3 separate regions of the Homo sapiens genome follow, and regions 1 and 2 are each linked to region 3. A link is a contact called in ENCODE Hi-C or POLR2A ChIA-PET data. All regions are on one chromosome and are shown on one strand. Each heading gives the region's core, a stretch centred on a gene start or an enhancer-like site at or near the end of the contact. The rest is flanking DNA. Distances are from core to core; before and after follow the strand shown.

Evidence for each region. A loop is a pair of places that touch in the nucleus more often than their neighbours do. ChIA-PET counts read pairs that join two places held with the same protein, here RNA polymerase II (POLR2A). Pooled maps may share reads with other maps.
Region 1: a pooled map shows a loop between it and region 3 (5-fold over the local background). The contact joins the enhancer-like site here to the promoter of CHTOP in region 3. A Hi-C loop is called at or near these places in 1 of 37 single-sample maps with no recorded cell type and 7 of 50 pooled maps. POLR2A ChIA-PET finds 5 or more read pairs at or near these places in 10 of 52 experiments (A673, B cell, H1 and 7 more).
Region 2: POLR2A ChIA-PET joins it to region 3 with 10 read pairs in WTC11. The contact joins the enhancer-like site here to the promoter of CHTOP in region 3. A Hi-C loop is called at or near these places in 4 of 168 maps with a recorded cell type or tissue (HepG2, aorta, ascending aorta and 1 more) and 5 of 50 pooled maps. POLR2A ChIA-PET finds 5 or more read pairs at or near these places in 13 of 52 experiments (AG04449, AG04450, H1 and 8 more).

What each region holds. Positions count from the first base shown.
Region 1 is chr1:153,803,786-153,806,902 of GRCh38, reverse strand. GATAD2B (GATA zinc finger domain containing 2B) reads left to right here. Exons shown (of 11, transcript NM_020699.4): 11 at 1-2,178. Among named protein-coding and RNA genes, the nearest start is that of SLC27A3, 30 kb to the right of the region's middle. Within about 2 kb of position 1,427, at least 20 of the 41 ENCODE cell types and tissues checked have a DNase peak (open chromatin) inside an H3K27ac peak, as active enhancers do; they include B cell, OCI-LY7 and PC-9, where a contact is called at or near this core.
Region 2 is chr1:153,492,066-153,495,159 of GRCh38, reverse strand. No RefSeq gene overlaps it. Among named protein-coding and RNA genes, the nearest start is that of S100A7, 33 kb to the right of the region's middle. Within about 2 kb of position 1,624, at least 2 of the 41 ENCODE cell types and tissues checked have a DNase peak (open chromatin) inside an H3K27ac peak, as active enhancers do.
Region 3 is chr1:153,632,425-153,635,775 of GRCh38, reverse strand. CHTOP (chromatin target of PRMT1) reads right to left here and starts at 1,710. Exons shown (of 6, transcript NM_015607.4): 1 at 1,433-1,710. It also overlaps a transcript of S100A13 not described here. RefSeq lists a silencer at 1,207-1,286 and an enhancer at 1,627-1,736.

The DNA.
Region 1 (3,117 bases), core at 178-2,677, 170 kb before region 3:
TTAAAAGGAATTAGCTATAGAACTGCTTTGTAAAGATGCTTCTTGATATTTTACTTTTGTTCCTTTTCCCTAATCATTCCCTTTTCTCCCCACTCCTCCAGAAGGCATAACCCTTCTCTCCACACCCCCTACCCCCACCCCCGTCCTAGGCTCCCATCCTTTCCATCAAGACCTTCATTAGCTTATGATATTTGCTGCCGAGATGTTATAACAAGGACTCGTTCATGTATATAAGCTATTTCTTGATCCATTTAAAAGGAATTGTACATTGTGTAGAAAAAAAAAAAAACCTGAAAAAGAGAAAAAAAAGCCCTAGCCATGGATATTGTGAAACTGTGTTATGTCATTTTGTAATGTGCCCGTTTGTGTATGATCCGTGCAAAAGGGTTTCTGGGGAAGGGGAGGGGGTAGGGAGGCAGGGCTGTGGAGGGTGGGTAGGGGAGTGGGCCGGGCCCAGCACACTGAGACTGGCAGCTGCTCCAACCCCATCCCTCCTTAGAGATGCCACCTCCCCCACCACCCACCCCTAATTTGTGCCTTGCCTCCCCACCCTGGAGTAGTCCCTCCGGGTCACCAGCACTGCCTTGGCAGAGCCCACTCCCTACCCTAACCTGCCCACCCTCCCTATCCCCCAGCATTAGGTTGATACTGTGGGGAAGTGCTGGGGGCTGGGAGGTAGCCGAGGAATGGGGCAGTTCCCGGGGGCATCGAAACCAAGTATTATTATGAATTGTAATTGTATTTGCACTGTTTTTTTCCTCTGATTGCATCAGCATATATACAATATACCTATATAACAAAATTCAGTGTCAAGCTTTCTTATGCAAGGGATTTCCCCCACCCCACCTCCTCAAAAAAGAAAGAACCTAGTCTTATGGGCCTTTGAGGGTGGATTGTCAGGGGATGATAGAAAGGATTTTAATAAGTCATCCTGAGGAAATTTCACCTAGTGAGAGCCACATCCATCTGCACAGCCTTAGGCTGCGTGAACCGAGGTGAGGCTGAGCTCCTGTGAAAGCCAAGACCTCCTGGTCCAGGACTTTGTAGAGTAAAAAGAACCACCAACACAAAAGGGGTTGAGGGGGCTACAATCTGGAGACCTGGGGTCTCCTACTAACTTGCTATATGATCTTTGGTAGAGTTAATTTTCTGAGTATCAATTTTCTTATCTGTGAAGTGAAGAGGGGGATCATCTGGCCACCAAGTTTAAAATTCTATACTTCTCACCTGCCAAAACCAAAAAACAACTTGAGGTGAGGAAAGTGTTGGGCCCAGAAACCAGGGAGGAACTGAAAGTGACTCGCGTTGAAGTGGTTATGTGTATGACAATGCTCTTGGAGAACTGCCAGTCCTCTATGGTTACCCTTGATTTGGGAGAGGCAGCAGAGTCATGTCCAGGGCATCAGACCAGTGACATCTTTGCCTTTATGCCTCTAGTCATCTGAGGGCGGGGACTAGGCCTCAAGCCCCATCTCACAGCCAACCACAGAGCCCTTAAGGGTGGTTGACAATTGAATGCCCCAGGTTGGTGCTTTAGTTATTTACTCCCTTTGTGAGCTACAGGATGTGTAACTTTTCCCCCATCTTGGTGATAAAATAGGAGAGCGCAGACACAGCCCACATTTTGTCTCCTTTCCTCAGATTTCATCTGAACCCCGCTAAAGGCAGCTGTTTCACAGTCTGTCTCCTTCAGGGGCCCAATTTCCCCACAGCCTGGGCTGAGTACTCCTACTCTCTTCTTTAGGTTCTGGGCTGATAAAGCCTGGAGAGGGTACAGGGTGATGGGTGAAGCCCTGGTGAAGGTGAAAGGATAGATTGGGGTTGGGGGGTGGGGAGCAGGGAGGTGGGATGGGGAATGGCCTTCCCTGAATAGGGTGGGTGGGAGGGGAACAAGACCCTTTTGCACAACTCTCTTTAAGTTTCCTTTATTTCTTTTTTAACTCATTCTGATTTTCTGCATTGTGTTTGGGAAATAAAATGAAAAAACTAAGACCAATAGAAACTGGTTTTCAAAAAGGCAAATACACTCCCATCTGTTTCAGATGCTGCTGAGCATTTCAGCAGTGACAGATTCAAATAATAAGCTAATTTTTGGAGAAAGGATTAAAAGAAAAAAAAACTTTGTAATATTTATCACTTGCAAGCTATGTTTAATAAAGAAAGGAATGGTTTCTAAAACTTTCCTGTGGCTTGTGCTTTAGTTATGGGGCTGGGGGTGGCAGTTTGGCGGGAGAATTTTCAGGGTAATTGGGAGATGAGCTATGGCTGTCTTCCCTAGTCAGTCCAGCCACGGACTGAGTACCTTTGGTTTGTATCCTTCTCTTTGATTGTGATGATTGTTTAAAGCCCTGACCTACTTCTGTGTTCTTGTTCCCCTCCAGCTCTAGCTGGAGCCAGTATTCTGGAAGCCACCAACCCCACTTTAGTTATCTGATGACTTTAGGTCTAATGGTATCATGGGGAGGGGGCTGGGTCTCCATTCTCTCCTAGGGAAAGGTGTCCCCTAGCAGTGCTTGGCCCTTCCCACCACACTGCTCTGGTCTCTAGTGACAGAATCCTTTAGCCAGGCACAGTGCTGCATGCCTATAGCTACTCAGGAGGCTAAGGTGGGAGGATCACTTGAGCCAGGAGATCAGCCTGGGCAATGTAGTGAGACCCCATCTCTATAAAAGAAAATAAATAATCTTTTGTAACATGCTTGTTCCTCTAGACGGTTGCCTTATTTACCAGCAGGGGTTCACATTGCTGTTTTCTAGTAAACTACCGAATATAGTTCTTTAACAATCTGAATGCAGCATCCCCTGAAAGATCTGGAACTACACTTTCTCACCATCTCATCACTCCCCTCCCCCAAGTTTTCCTTTCAGCCCAAAGCATTAACCAGATCCTAATTTATTTTTTCCGTTTTGGTTATTTATTTCCAACAAAGCAGTTAGACCAGGCCCAACCAGAGAAGAGGATGTCATTTCCTCAAGGACTTGATGTTTGGGGCTATTCTTAGCCCTCTTGCTCCTCAGCCACGTTTTTTAGTTACAGCTGCTGCTGTGCCTTGTGCAGAGGGCACTATTGTGGAGGGCCAGAGCCCAGCCTTTCTGGAGTCTTGTCATTGGTACTAGC
Region 2 (3,094 bases), core at 375-2,874, 140 kb after region 3:
TAATTTAGAAAGTGGGTGGGACCAGGGGAAGGGTCTCGTAATAGACCTAGGCCATTGCCAAGATTGGCCAGCAGGGGGCGGAGTAGACCTTAGCAGGAGAGGGCAGGCAGAGGAAGGAGGGAAAAGGGAGGAGATGGTTTGATGGAAAGGGCTCTCAGAAGGAAGGTGGGGAGGGGCTTGGTGGGAGCTGGGAAGGTGCCATCCTGCTTCATACCTTGGCTTTGGCAGGGGAGGTCTGCATGGTCTTCTTGAGGAGAGAGAAAATAATTACAGAGACACTGGAATGGTTGAGCTGCAGAATTTACCAAACCAGGGACCTCTTATGTCTAGGTTCTCATTATATGAAATAATAATCCTCTATTTATAATCCACTTTAAATCAATTAATGTATTTTTTTTGCAATCAAAAGGCTCCCAACTGTTGCAAATTTCCTTTTCCAAGACTAATTAGGGAGGGACACTCAATCTCCAGCTCCCCTCTTTGTTGCTGAAATCAGACATCATCCATGCCAAGGTTCTGCTCACCAGAAGCTCAGCCCCTAGCAAGCAGGACCTGCCTAGGGGTGGGGGGGTTGACTTTTCCTTTGCCTCCATGCCCCTTAGTGGCACTTGGTTTTGAGGAAGACTCTCCTCCTCTGCTGCACTCTGAATTTTCTCTAACCTCAGGAAAATCTAGTGGCTTTCCTTTTTAGATGGAAATGATGCTTCACTGAGAATCTCCCATCCTGATATTTAACAACATCATCTACATTCATGAATGTGTTGATGTTTTCCATCTGTGTTGTTTTGTGTTGGGTGGAAATTGAGATAAGGGTTGAATTTTGCATGTGGCTCAAGGTATAGGCCAGATATTTCATGCATGAATACAGGTTCCATAGGCAGAAATGAGCACCAGAATATACAGACTCCTGTAATTTGTGGGAATCTTGGCGAGGGCTTTGGACATATTCGGGGGGTGCAGGGTGGAATCAGGGCAGGGTGGTGGTAGTTACGAACAGAGAGGCCCCTGCTGACATGTAGGCATCAAATGCAGTTCAGAATTTTTAATTTATAGATTCTAGTAGAGAAGACTATATAAAGATTTCTATTTTGGAGGTAGATGTAGAAAAGCTTGAAGTGGCCAGAGATAGTGTTTGTGGTGCAGATAGCAGAGATGATACCCTAAGACCTGTGAAAGCAGTCACAAAAAGCTGCGCTTTGTTTGTTAAAGATGTTAGCTGTGGTTTATGAGATGTGCTGCTTTGGATGATGGAAGATTAAGCCTGTGTTGGCATGGTGATGGAAAACATGTTGTTCACAAATAAAGTCTTTGTGAACATGTCCTTCTTTGATTCAGAATTGAGGCAGGCAGAGCCTGCTCCCATGGGCTGAGAATTTGCAAGCCAGGGTGGCCTCACCAGCTATTTGCTCTGGGGCCATGACCTCAAGAGTAGGGTCCTGGTTTTCGTTACACGAAACAAACATTTATGGTAGCCAAATGATGATGATTGTGTAATTACAAGACTGGATAAAGTGATGGAGGAAATACAATCTCAAGCATTTGTGGAAGGTAGAGGGCAGAAGGGTTGTTGTGGTTAGGGAGGCTTCACAGAGCAAGCAGGACTTGACAGGACTTGATCTGGGCTCGGAAGGTGGCCACCGTGAGACCTGTCAGACTGGAGCAGACTGTGCTACAGCTCCTGGGGAGGAACATGCCTGGGGTGGGCCGTGGAGGGCCTCACACGCAAGGGCTGGAGGGGTTAGAATTGGTATGCTGATTTAATAAAGAGGAGGAAGTCACAGAAGGAAGAAGTCACATACCTGGATATTTAGAAAATAGTAGAGGGGGCTGGGCGTGGTGGCTCCCGCCTGTAATCCCGGCACTTTAGGCCAAGATGGGCAGATCACCTGAGGTCAGGAGTTCCAGAGAAGCCTGAACAACGTGATGAAACCCTGTCTCTACTAAAAATACAAAAATTAGCTGGGTGTGGTGGCCTGTGCCTGTAGTCCCAGCTGCTGGGGAGGCTGAGGCAGGAGAATTGCTTGAACCTGGGGAGCAGAAGTTGCAGCGAGCCGAGATTGCACCACTGCACTTCAGCCTGGGCGACAGAGCAAAACTCCATTTCAAAAGAAAAAAAAAAAAAGAGAGAAAATAGTAGAGGTGTCACGCCAAGCTGCATCAGTGGAAAAAGCCAAGTGGAATAACTCAAGCATCATTTTTCTCACCCCCAAACTTCTCATGGGGGTTTCATTATCTGATTCCATCTTCCGTTTTCCATATATTTGCTCAATCCCTTCTTTTCCTAGTGATACAGGCAGGAGGCAGGAGTTCAGCCCAAGTGGACCCCTTGGCCAGAGAGTGTCTGGTTGGGACTTATGGATTATGTCCAATTTCTGGGTGGCAACAGAGAGGGTGGCTGGAGATTGAGTGTCCCTTCATTATTCTTGGAATAGGAAATTCTGAGAATATTGGAATAGGAATTCCAAGAATATTATTCTTGGAATAGGAATAGTCTTGGAAAAGGAAATTTGTACCATTTGAGATCCTTCCAGTTGTAAACAAATAAAATAACTGGTTTAAAGTGGATTATAAATATAAGTTTATTATCTCATATAATAAGAAATCTAGAGATAAGAGATCCCTGCAGCTCAACCATTCCAGTTTCACGGTAATTCTTTTCTCTCTTCTTGAGAAGCAATAAGCACAGCTCCTTCCATGACAATGTCCAAAGTAAATAGGGGTGGGCGCAGTGGTTCATGCCTGTAATCCCAGTACTTTGGGAGGCCAAGGCAGGTGGATTGCTTGAGATCAGGAGTTCGAGACCAGCCTGACTAACATGGTGAGACCCTGTCTCTACTAAAAATACAAAAAATTAGCTGGGCATGGTGGTGCATGCCTGTAGTCCTAGCTACTCAGGGGGCTGAGGCAGGAGAATTGCTTGAACTCGGGGGGAGGAGGTTGCAGTGAGCCAAGATGGCGCCACTGCACTCCAGCCTGGGCAACAGAGCAGGACTCTGTCTCAAAAAAAACCAACCAAACCAAAACAAACCAAAACAAAACAAAAACCAAAACAAAGTAAATAGGGAGTGCAGGGAACTTTTTTTTTTCTCCCAAA
Region 3 (3,351 bases), core at 461-2,960:
ATCTCAGTTCACTGCAACCTCTGCCTCCCCGTTCAAGCCATTCTCCTGCCTCAGCCTCCTGAGTAGCTGGGACTACAGGCACGTGCCACCATGCCCGGCTAATTTTTTTTTATTTTTAGTAGAGACGGGGTTTCTCCACGTTGGCCAGGGTGGTCTTGAACTCCTGACCTCACCTGATCCACCCACCTGGGCCTCCCAAAGTGCTGGGATTACAGGCGTGAGCCACCGCACCGGGCCGAGTTTGGCTTTTACTCTAGAGCAGTCATTTTCAACCTTGACTACATATGACTTATCCAAGGAGCTTTTAAAACATAGGGCCGGACAGGGCGGGCGCGGTGCTTCACGCCTGTAATCTCAGCACTTTGGGAGGCCAAGGCGGGAGGAATGCTTGAGCCCTGGAGCTCGAGACCAGCCTGGGCAACATGGTAAGACCCCGTTTCTATAAAAATATAAATTAATTAAAAAAATAGAAAATACAGACATCTGGGCCTAGATCAATTAAACCACAATCTCTGGTAATGAGGTTTGGAAATGAACCAATTGTGGGGTCGGGGGAAAGCTACCTAGGTGCTTCTAATGTGCAGCTAAAGTTGAGAACCACTGATCTACAGTGAAAATACAGGCAGGGCCGGGCGCGGTGGCTCACGCCTGTTTTCCCAGCACTTTGGGAGGCCGAGGCGGGCGGATCACCTGAGGTTGGGAGTTCGAGACCAGCTTGACCATCATGGAGAAATGTCTCTACTAAAAATACAAAATTAGCCGGGCGTGGTGGCGCATGGCTGTAATCCCAGCTACTCCGGAGGCTGAGGCAGGAGAATCGCTTGAACCCGGGAGGCGGAAGTTGTAGTGAGCTGAGATCGTGCCATTGCACTCCAGCCTGGGCAACAAGAGCGAAACTCCGTCCCCCCCCAAAAAAAAATATATATATATATGTATGTATATATATACATATATATATGCATGCCTAGTTTCAAAAGTGGCTTTCAACTCCAGAATCAAGTAGGGACTTTAACAAGAAACTGACGATCTGGGGGAGTAGGAAAGGTTTTCTAAATTCACCTGGGAATTAGCTCGCAAAGAGCCCTCCACAAAACTTAACCCTAAAGCCGCCATTAATTTCCAACATTCCTCAAAGTCTTGTACTTCTTAATCTCCCTACCATCCTCAAAGCCCTGTCAAGACTTCCACTTCTGCTCTACCCGCCAAGTTTCCTTTTTATCCTATCAAACCCCAACCTCCATCAATCCCGCCACCAGGTTCCAGTTCAGCCCCTCCCCCGCCCCTTCGCAGGGGCTCCGCCTCCTCCCCGGGGCCTCCACGCTCCAACACCGTAGCTATGTCCACATGCCACCACCCCCTTTCCGCGTCCGCCGGCCCCTTCCGCTCCTCAAGACCGCACCTCCCCCGGCTCCTTCTCACTACCGAAACTCACCGAAGGAAACAGACGCCAGTGCTCCTCCCGGGGCTGCCACCACGGCTCCGGCAGGCGGGCCGGGGACCGGCCGAACCTGAGTTGACGGTGGAGGGGCTCGGGTTAGCTAGATGGGCGGTTGGTTAGATGCGTAAGCGGTAGTATGCGAGCTCAGTTCGTTGTTGCTGGTTGGCTGTCTAGTCGGCCGATCCGTCTGCTCACCCGGCCTGCCCTTTCCTGCCTTTCGTCTGCAGCGGCCGCCAGCTCCTGCTCGGTGTCCAAAACAAAATGGCCGCCACGTCCAGTGCTTGTCTGACCGGCTAAAATGGCGTCTACGCAATTACGTCAGGCGTCAGATCCGCGCACGACTAGAGGGCGGGAAAGATTTGAGCTACGCCTGCGCAGAGGTCAGAGGCGGAGCCTTAGGGCGAAGGCGGGGCTTTCCATGCAGTGCCCCGCCCCTAGGGGCGTGGCCAATGGTCCTGTTGTTGGGGCGTGCCGGGGACTTCACGTTCCAGTAGTGGTTGCGCTGCAACCTCTTGGGGGTAGTTATTAATGTGGGCCTTAGAGGGGATTTGGGTCCCGAATTCCCTCGCCCCTCCGTTCCCTAGCCAAGGTACACCGTCTAAAAATCTTTACGCGGACTTGCCTCGTCTTCTTCCGGACAATTGGGCCTGGGGAATTTGCACTGGTTTTCCCCTCATGGCCACTCGCCCAGTCTGAGAGTTGTGAAGTGCCGTAAATGCTCCAGCCAAGGCCCAGGAGGCCAGTATTAGGAGCAAATTCCTCTCCCATCCTGCACCGGCCAACACCACCGCCCGTCCATGTTTTCCTCCTCACTTCCTCCCCTCCCCAACTTGGCCTAGATACTGTTTACTCCTTCTTGGGGTGGGGCACCTTTGCGTCCTCGATTGCGTTTCCATGTCCTCCCCCCACACCTGCCATCCGTGTTTATTTTGTTGCAGACCTACATAGGGATTTCTCTTTTCTCTCTCTGATTTGTTGTTGTTATTTTGAGACGGGGTCTGGCTCTGTTGTCCAGGCTGGAGTCAGTGGCGCAATGAATCACGGATCACTGCAGCCTTGACCTACTGGGCTCAGGTGATCCTCTCACCTCAGCCTCCCGACTCCTAGGATTATGGGCATAAGCTATGTTTCCTGCTCAATAAGGGATTTTTCTCTCTTTCTTTTTTTTTTCTTTTTGCAGATGGAGTCTCGCTGTGTCACCCAGACTGGAGTGCAGTGGTACCATCTCGGCTCACTGCAACCTCCGCCTCCCAGGTTCAAGCGATTCTCCTGCCTCAGCCTCCTGAGTAGCTGGAATTACAGGCGCGTACCACCATGCCCCGCTAATTTTTGTATTTTTAGTAGAGATGGGGTTTCACCAGGCTGGTCTCCAACTCCTGACCTCAAGTGATCTGCCCGCCTCTGTCTCCCAAAGTGCTGGGACTACAGTCGTGAGCCACTGTGCCCGGCCTCAATAAGGGATTTTTCTAATGACTATGTGCACAATACAGTGTACATATGTTTGAGGAATGAGAGAATGACACATCTGCAACCCTTCCTCTGCTCCACTGGCACGTCAAGACCCTTTCATTTTCCTTCCTGGCACTTGGGCGTGTGCGTGTGTGTATGTGTTTGTGTGTGTCTGTGTGTAAGTAATGGCCCAGCATCCTTACCCATGTGAGGGTAAGGATCGTGGTTATTTTGCTTAATGCTGGAGCCTCAGTTCCTACAGTGTTTACACATAGTACCACTTAAGTAAATGTTCGTTGATTGAAAGAAGATTCTTTCGGCCTAGCGCGGTGGCTCATGCCTGTAATCTCAGCACTTTGGGAGGCCGAGGCGGGGGGATCACGAGGTCAGGAGATCGAGACCATCCTGGCCAACATGGTGAAACCCCGTCTGTACTAAAAATACAAAAAATTAGCCGGGCGTGG